Regions from separate parts of the Mus musculus genome. Here region 1 is linked to region 2. Evidence: chromatin contacts called from ENCODE Hi-C data. All regions are on one chromosome and are shown on one strand. Each heading gives the region's core, a stretch centred on a gene start or an enhancer-like site at or near the end of the contact. The rest is flanking DNA. Distances are from core to core; before and after follow the strand shown. Region 1 has its middle 6.2 kb from the start of Atg101. Region 2 holds the start of Slc4a8 (solute carrier family 4 (anion exchanger), member 8).

Region 1 (4,235 bases), core at 454-2,953, 520 kb after region 2:
ATGTGGGTTTTGTTGGATCTATATTCTTAGAGTCCCCCTACTGTCTGCCAACCCCAGGAGCAGGATCTATGCAGCCAACAGTCCTTGGATTCTTGGCAGGTAGATTGTTCTGAAGTGATTACCAGTACCCAAGGGTCCTATCCAACTCTCTAGCTCCTGTGTTTATCTGCCTCTCCCTTGGGGGCTTAGAGGCAAGGTTCTGGCACTATACCTCAGTGAAGGAATATTTGCCTTAAATGGTTGAGTTCCAGATTTGATACCCAGCACTGGGGGTGAAGATGACCCGAGAAACATGAATCTAAACGGAGAGCATCCTTAGGCCTGTGGCAGGCTGGCAAGAGGCAGGGGCCATCCACCTTCGTGGTGCTTAGCTTCAGCTCTTTTCCAGAATTTCACAGGAGCCCTGAAGGCATGGCCTTCACAGTCATTTCTCAGTACCCTTGGCTTCAGGACCCAAGGCAACATCTCCGTGGCCTCTGGATGAGAGGAGCTGGATCAGAGTGGGCCAAAAGGGGCTCTGCTCTACAGTCAGGAAGACGACATAAGCGCTTCTAGGCTCTAACTCAGCATGAAAGATTCCCTAAGGATTCCCAGCTGTGCATCCTCATTTGAGATCTGGGAGTGCATTTCAGCCTCAGTCCTAAGAAAGGTCTATGGGCTCGGGCAGACCCTGCCTAGCATGGTCCAAGAATGCATCTTGGGACAATACCTCATTCCAAGTGAGCTTTCCCAGCAACTCTAGCACCCGGCCCACTTCCCTTCCCTGTTAGAGAAGCCCAGTGCTTCACCCAGACCCAGTTTCCCCATCTCTTTGATGACTGACACAGTCTGGGAGCAGAATGGTTGTAGCTAATGTCCAGACTAGTTCCCTCTTGCTTTCCTTGTACCTCGGGACAGGCAAAAGAATTCATACCTCCAAGTTGTGTGTGTGTGTGTGTGTGTGTGTGTGTGTGTGTGTGAGAGAGAGAGAGAGAGAGAGAGAGAGAGAGAGAGAGAAGGGGAAACCTCAGCCCTTACCAGACTCTAAGCTAGCATGTTGACAGCTGCTGTATATTTGGTCCTTCACCCACTGGATCCTTTTCACAGAAGGCACTCGGCACCATCACCTGCTTTTCTGTTGGTTTAGAGACAGATTTGCAGTGTGGCAAGGCTGCCCTTGAACTCACAACAGTTCTTTCTGTCCCATCCTCCCGAGTGCTGGGCTTGTAGGCCTGTACCTAGATAAACATGAGTCACTCTATTTTCATGAGAAGTTAATCCCCTTCAGAGGAGAGAAGTGACTTCCCCAGGGCTTTATTAATTAAGCCGCTGTGCTGGGTGTGTGCAGTCTCTGGACCATTGGGCTGTCCTGCCCATTCTTTGCAAATAAAAGACTCTTCAATGACAGCAATTCCTTTCCTGGACTCTTTTGCACTTGAGGCACAGGGTGGGGGCTGATCTTCGACTCCTGCCCTGCCCCACCCGAAGGCTGGAGCCTGCAGGCAAGCCCTTTCTTTTCCACCAGCAACTGGAAGAACTGGCCTCCAAGTCTTGCTAGGGGCTGAGAGGGCGAACAAGGGGGCATTGAGCCTATTGGGGCCTCACAATGGCGGCTCTGTCCCTGTTGGTCGGGGGCTGGGCCCGTTTCCGATGGGGACAATAGTCAAAAGGCAGTGACGCTGGCAGGGCCTGGAATCCCGGGCGGGATTTTCCAAGGCCTCAAAGCCTACTGTTTGTCCTCATGGGAGACCCAGGAAACCTGCCTCCCAGTTGCCCCCCACCCACGCTGGGCTCAGTGCCCAGAGGCCCTGTCCCCCTCCCCAGCCCTGAGGTGACTGTGCCTTGGGGAGGGTGGGCTCTGAGGTGGGCACAACAGCAGCAGCTCATTTTCCCTTTAGATCTGGGTGGGTGAGGGTGCCTCACATCTGGTCCTGCCCACCCAGTCTCCATTGGAGGGAGGTGGTGGAGGTCATGCCTTGAGGAGACGAGGGACTTGTCTGTGCTGTTGCTGAGTTGAGCTGACTACAAATCTGCTCTTATCCTACATATGCTGTTCCCCGGTAGTGGTCCCGATCCTGCGGATGGACGCATGTGAGGGCCTGTGAGGCCGTGTTGTGGTCCTGGGCAGTGAGCGGCCGTAGGATGCACATCAAGGTTTTGTCCTGGATGAGGGTGGTTCTCGATGGCCTCCCATGAGAGCTGAGCTAGGGGTCCTAGAGGGCTTTAGCTTCAACGTGTGAGTGACCCCAGTCCCTCTCCAACACACCACTGACTTTAGAGAGGCCAGGACCAATGGGCTTTCTCAGAGTGTGAGGACGGCAGGCAAGCCTCCTGCCTGCTTCATTTCCACTTATGCCCAGGCTTGGTCTTATGGCCCCATAGCTCAGCTAGCAACTCTCTTCCCTTCAGAGGAACCCGTGTTCACCCCCAGGCTCTGTCTCTAGCTCTGTGCTAAGTGCAGGCTCTCAGGATGCTTCCTATGCCTTTCGCTAGCCCCAAGTTTGGGGGGCTACCTGGTGAAGGCCTTGATGGCTATCAGGATTTGAAACTTCAGAATCAGGTGAGAATAAAAAAGGCCTCTTTGCTGTCGCTTCTGAGAGCAGGAGCCCATTCCAGGCTCCCCAGCTGGATTCCAGCCTGGCCCTGCATTCCAGGCACACCCCCATCACCTTTGGCCTTGGCCTCTTACACGGGCCTGCCTCCCCTACACTCTTGTCTGCTCATCTTCCTCACCACTCCGGCTCCTTTCTTGTCTTGCTGGGCCCTGAACCTGGCAGGCTGGGGGGAGCCACTTGAGGTCTCTTCAAGGTCTGACCCAGACACTGGCAATGTCTTCCTCCACCCATGACTATAAATCAGGCTCTCTGTGGCTGTGGGGGTTGGGGGTGGCAGCTGAGCCAGTTAGGGGAGGGTGTTGGGGGGGCCTGTCCTCGTTGGTACATGCTGTGTTAGCAGGGAGCGGTGCCCAGCTGCAAGCCAGGCAGGCCTGGTGCTGGCTGGCCCTGCTCATCCAGCCTGAGGCCCCCCAGGAGGCCAGTCTTGGGGGTAACCAAGTAGGAAACCTGGATCTTTTCCCAGGGAGCTGGAATACCATAAAGATAGATTGTCCTTGTTTAGCATGAAACCTGGTCCAGAGAACCAGTCCCCAAGGAGAGATATAGACCCTGGCCTGAATCCTAGGGTTTTTCTCAAAGATGGTCACTAGACTTCTTCCCCAGGAGTGATAGATAGATAGACACATGCTCTCAAAGAAACAAATTCACAACATTTGCAGGGAGGAAGGAGACGCTCTCACCGAGGGACAGATGCACAGAAATAAAGCCCCACTCACACTCCACTTGGCCAGACATATAGGCCTTTACAGTGAATGGACACACAGCTCTTGAAACTCAAGGAGAGCTGATTCCCTCTAAAGTCCTGAGGTCAGACAGAAGACACAAACACACAGCCTGATGAAGCTGGCAAGTTTGCTACCATCTCTGCTACTCTCTCCCACATGACTTTCCACTCTCTCCTCCGCTCAGTCACTTTGTCTGCCACAGAGGGCAGAGGTGGGACGTGACATCTTAGAAAGGGTGGGAGGTGGAGGAATCCTTGCCTTGGATCCCAGGGGACAGATGTCAGAAGGGGACAGCTGGTCTCCTTTGCACCCCGTGGCCTAGCTAGAGGGTCAGCAGACAGGGTTCTGGCTATCCTGCAAGGCTGGCCTCCGTCAGGAGCCCCCAGGCTGACGTCAGTCCCACTCGGAGTTGTTGCTGGGGCTTGAGTCACGCCCTGTGACGCCACTGGGGTCAGCTCTGCAGCAGCCGGAGTGGCCTTCAGGGGCCCAGCTTCAGGGCTCAACACTCCCCCTGGGTACACCCCAGGATGAAGTGGGGCCATCCGAGGCCACATTCATCAGGCAACGCCAGCTGCCTGCTTCCAAGGACTTGGGTTGGTCTTCAAGGTCTCTCCCCAGACCTTTGTAGCATGCACGACTGATAGCACCCTAGTCAGCAGCCTGGCTGCCTGGCTGCTGGGACACAGGACTCTCGCTTCTGTCCTCGATTATCCTGCCTCAGAACTCCACTCTTAATCGTCAGCAAGCCCACTCTGCCAGCCTCTTTGTCCCCTTCTCCAGAAAACTCAGTAGCTCCATGGCTTCCTAGCAGCCCCCCACCCTCCACACCCCATCCCCCATTGCCCAGCTGCTCAAGTTGCTGTCCTGTGTTCTTCGCAGAGGGCTGGCTTTTCTTCTCACATCACGTCCCACCTTT
Region 2 (4,515 bases), core at 816-3,315:
ACATGTATAAATAGATTGAAATAAACATACATATATTTGCAATCTTCTAGATGCCTAGCAACCTCTGAAGCTATGTGGAGTACAAAGGCATAGAAAGAAAAAACGTTGTGAGATGATAACCAGGCAAGGTTCCTTTTATAGATGATCAAAAATAATGATGTGAGTGATGGCTGGAGAGATGGCTCTGGGGTTATGAGCACTGACTGCTCTTCCAGAGGTCCTGAGTTCAAATCCAAGCAACCACACGGTGGCTCACAACCACCTGTAATGGGATCTGATGCCCTCTTCTGGTGTGTGTCTGAAGACAGCGACAGTGTAATCACATACTTAAATCTTATTTAAAAAATGATGTGCATGCATGCACATGCGTGTGTGAGTGTGTACATGTGCACATTTATGTGTGTACTCATGTATAAGTATGCATGTGGAGGCCAGAGTTTGATGGCAGACACCTTCCTCAATAGCTCTCCACTATTGTTGTTGTTGTTGTTGTTGTTGTTGTTGTTGTTGTGTTGTTTCAAGACAGGGTTTCTCTGTGTAGCCCTGGCTGTCCTGGAACTCACTTTGTAGACCAGGCTGCCTCAAACTCAGAAACCCGCCTGTCTCTGCCTCCCAAGTGCTGGGATTAAAGGTGTGTGCCACCACTGCGAGGCTATTTTTTTTTTTTTCTAATGTGCATTGGTGTTCTGCCTGCATCTATGTCTGTGTGCTACATTTATTTCTTGCACCTGAGGAGCTCAGAAGAGATGAAAAAATTCCCTGGGACTGGCATTCTGGATGGTTATGAGCCTCCATGGAGGACCCGGAACCCAACCCAGGTCCTCTAGAACAGCAACAAGTTCCCTTAGCTGCTGAGCTGTCTCTCCAGCACTCTCTGACAGAATCTCCCACCAAGTCTGCAGCTCATCATGGATTGGTTGAGACTGAGGCTGGCTGGCAAGCTCCGGGGACTCTGCCGTCTCTACCTTCCCCAGCACTGAGATCACAAGCTTTTGCCTCCAGACCCAGTTTTCCTAGGTGCTGCGGATTGAACTCTGCTCCTCACACTTATATGGTAAGAACTTTTTAGACCGAGCCATTTCCCCAGCTCCAGAGACATTAAGGCCCAATCTTGTTTCTTATTTTGATTACAGTGTGTACTGATGATATGTGGAGATTGAAAAAAAATATTTTTGTGTGAGATAAGGTCTAACCAGGAAGTCTAGGCAGGCTTGAACTTGCTGCTATCCTGCCTCAGCCTCCTGAGGGCTAGATGAGCCTGCACCACCATAAGGGTTGAACTTTGACATGTACTGGGTCATGCTCCTTTCTGCAGTTTTGGCAGAGGCTGAGATTGATTGCCACGATCCCTTTCCCCTCAATGGCTTGGACTCACCTCCACTCTCAGGAGACAGAAGACAAAGGCCCCTTTCTTTCTCTCAAGCTACGGATGGTTAACCTACTCTGTTTCCTTTTAAACTCAGATCAAGTCGAATGCCTTACTCCTCACTTTCCAACCTCGCCTCAGATCGGTTAGTTCCGCTGCTGAACAATAATTCGTCTTACAGTATGTCTTTTGGACACGTTGAAATCACCCTCAGCTCAACCCCCACTGTCTGCTGTCAGTCTTAGACTGGGGAGACCCGAGTCTCAGCCTCTTTGACTGCTTCCTGTCTGCTGCTCTCTAACGCTCTTCAATCTGGCCACTAACTCAAGGGTTAAAAGTAATTTTAGAAGGCTCTCTCTTCTCATTACTTCCTCCTGCCATCTTGGTTTCGGAGGGAAATTTTCTATTAATTTAAAACCCATCTTCCGAGGAATAAAATCAGAACAGGTAAACCTGACACTTTCCCAAGAGTCAGGTGCAGCTGCAAACAGAGGCAGGGATTTTCAGTTCCTAGCAAGCAGTAGGAAGGACCTCGGAGCCCGGAGGCCCCCTAAGGGGGGAGGCGGTTTCTAAGGCAACCGGCGCGGGGAGGGGGTTGGCTCTCTGGCGCCCTCCTCCCTTCTTCCTGGTAGCCCAGGGTACCGCCGGACAGCGTCCTCCCGTGCTCCGCGCGCTGATTGGCTGCTCGGGGCGCCCTCTGATTGGCTGCTGCGGGCGCCTCGCGGGCTGATGGCTATGAAGGTGGCGCCGGTTGATGGTTGACCGATCCTTGGATCCAGGGTAGGGGTCGCTGCGCGTGCGATCGTCTCACACTGGACTACAGGGCGCGGACTGCTGCAGCTCAACCTGGAACCTACCGGCGAGACCAGGCTCCGCCCGGCCATGCCCGCCGGGAGCAACGAGCCGGACGGCGTCCTCAGCTATCAGGTGGGCCCCGCCTCCCGCTCCTCCCCGGCTCAGCCTCGGTGTTCTGCCCACCGCCCCGCTCCTGCCCCAGCCGGGGTTCCAGGCGTGTCCCCGAGGGCAGGGGGGAGGCCCGCACGGGACGCCAGGGGGCGCTCCGGGTGGCCGGGGAGGGTGACCTTGGGCCGAGCCCGGAGCCGCCGGCACTGCAGCATCCCCTGCGTCGCCGGCTGCCCGGTGTCCCGGAGCAGTGACCTCTGTCCGCGGGTCCCGGTTGGCGGCCCACACCGGCTTCTGGCCTTGCCTAGTTATGCTGTAGGTGGACGAGAGGGAATCCAGGGACCTTGCGCGGGTCTTTGTGTTTTGACTCTGTTTCCTCAGTGACTCAGAGGAAACCTTGCAAAGACCGGGAGGCTGGGAACAGCCCTGAGAATGTAGCCGGCTTTGTGGATCCCTCCGTGCTGCCCAGACAGCTGACAAGTTCTGGGTATGGATGCACATGAACCAGGGGAGCCGTGAGGTGTCAACAGCGCCGACACCACCAGCCTTACCTAGAACAACAGGGGCGGCTAATGTTAGGAAGCATTGGACTAGGTGTGAAGGGTCAGTGGGTACAGGTTCCAACCTGCTTCTCATAGGCTTCGCGATCTGAGTAAGCTACCTGTCTCTTGGAACCTCGGTTTCCCCATCTATTAAAATGGAAATATGTGTACGGTTTACTTCACAAGGCTGTTTTAAGGACTCCGTGAAACACAGTTTATTGTGTGATATCCAGTGAGTAGTAGCTTTTTGAATTCTCACACCGGCTTTCTTGTGAAACCCGATCAGGTGTGGTTACTGCTGTGCCAAGAGGGTTTGAAGGAGGGAAGGGAGCTGAGCCGGAGACTAGTACCGAAGCAGGAAGGGTGGCGGGTCTTGGAAGCAAATGCCATGTTGACATCAGGAGTGGGTTCTGGGAGGAGGCATGGAGAACTTCCTGCATGTGGTGAATGAAGTGGGCATGACACACCCTGCCCCTCTTCCCGGCAAGTAGCCTTTGCTTGCCAGTCACAAAAATAGATCTAAGATCTTGGAAAACCTTTCCCCATCTGATCTTATGACATGCTATGTTATAGTCAACCTTTGTTTGGGAGACAGTGAGCAAAAATAGGCCATGCTCTTGCCTCTTCCAGCTGGTAGAAAAGGAGAATTAGCGTTTTTGTTTGTTTGGTTGGTTGGTTTTTTTGCCTTTGGCGGTTCTGGGGATGGACTGCCTTCTACTTGCTATGCAAAGGCTCTACCACTGAGCCATACCCTGGCTAGAAGTAAGAATTGTGTGTGGATGCCTGTGTGTGTGTGTGTGTGTGTGCCCGAGCACTCATGTGGTGGCTGGCCAGAGTTTGATATCTGGTATTCACCTTATTTATTCATACATGTTCTTACACTGAACATCAGCTGGCCATGAGCCCTTGGGATCAGCCTATGGTGAGGTCCTCTCACCCGCCCCGAATGCTGGTATGCTTTAACACGGGTCCTGGGAGTCTGGATTCAGGTCTTCATGCCAGAACAAACACTCTACCTTCCCTGCTTCCCAAAGTCAACCAAACAAAACACTGTAGTCCTAGTCCTCCTGAGGCAGGAGGATTGTGTGTTTGAGGTCAGCATAGACTACATCATGAGACCCTGTTTCAAAAAAAAAAAAAAAAAAAAACAACCCAAAACCAAACAACAACAAAAACTACATAAAGGAAATGTGTCATCATAAACTCAGGTGCTTCGGCAGTGTCCCAGACAGCCCTGTGAGAGGGTACGTGACTCAGACCATGGGAGAGGTTTCTAATGAAGAAAATTTGGGCAAAGGTCTGAAGAGTGAACATCAGCTGAAGGAAAGGGGAGGTCGAAGAACTTGGAAACAGAACAGGAATTTCAGACGTCCTGTGGCAGATGTGGAGCAGGTTCTGGAAGGACAGTGTGGTGCAGCCACAGGAGCCACGGGGGAATGAATGTAAGGTGTGTTCTGGGTTAGTAACATAGGGAGACACCGTGGCCCCTGCTGAAGAAGCTGGTGTTTACCCGAGGACCAAGAGTTGTCACTGGTGAGGGGGCTTGAGACAGAAGATGGGGTCCCGATCAGGCTAGGGTGTGTGTGAGGAGATCTGTCTATAACCTGCAGAATGTGTGCTGGCTGTATCAAGTAACACTTGGGTTCTGTTAGTGGCCTGTAGAATTGATTCCTTTGTGTCTGCACACATTGTAAGTGTGTTCTT

What was found. Hi-C counts contacts between places; a loop is a spot of excess contacts on that map.
Region 1: a map of T-helper 2 cell shows a loop between it and region 2 (2.4-fold over the local background). The contact joins the enhancer-like site here to the promoter of Slc4a8 in region 2. A Hi-C loop is called at or near these places in 2 of 37 maps with a recorded cell type or tissue (T-helper 17 cell and T-helper 2 cell).

What each region holds. Positions count from the first base shown.
Region 1 is chr15:101,276,024-101,280,258 of GRCm38, forward strand. No RefSeq gene overlaps it. Among named protein-coding and RNA genes, the nearest start is that of Atg101, 6.2 kb to the right of the region's middle. Within about 2 kb of position 1,704, at least 2 of the 3 ENCODE cell types and tissues checked have a DNase peak (open chromatin) inside an H3K27ac peak, as active enhancers do.
Region 2 is chr15:100,759,682-100,764,196 of GRCm38, forward strand. Slc4a8 (solute carrier family 4 (anion exchanger), member 8) reads left to right here and starts at 2,066. Exons shown (of 25, transcript NM_021530.2): 1 at 2,066-2,293. The coding sequence starts at 2,249. It overlaps Gm52175 (a long non-coding RNA gene), which reads right to left. Exons shown (of 3, transcript XR_003951485.1): 3 at 3,008-3,245.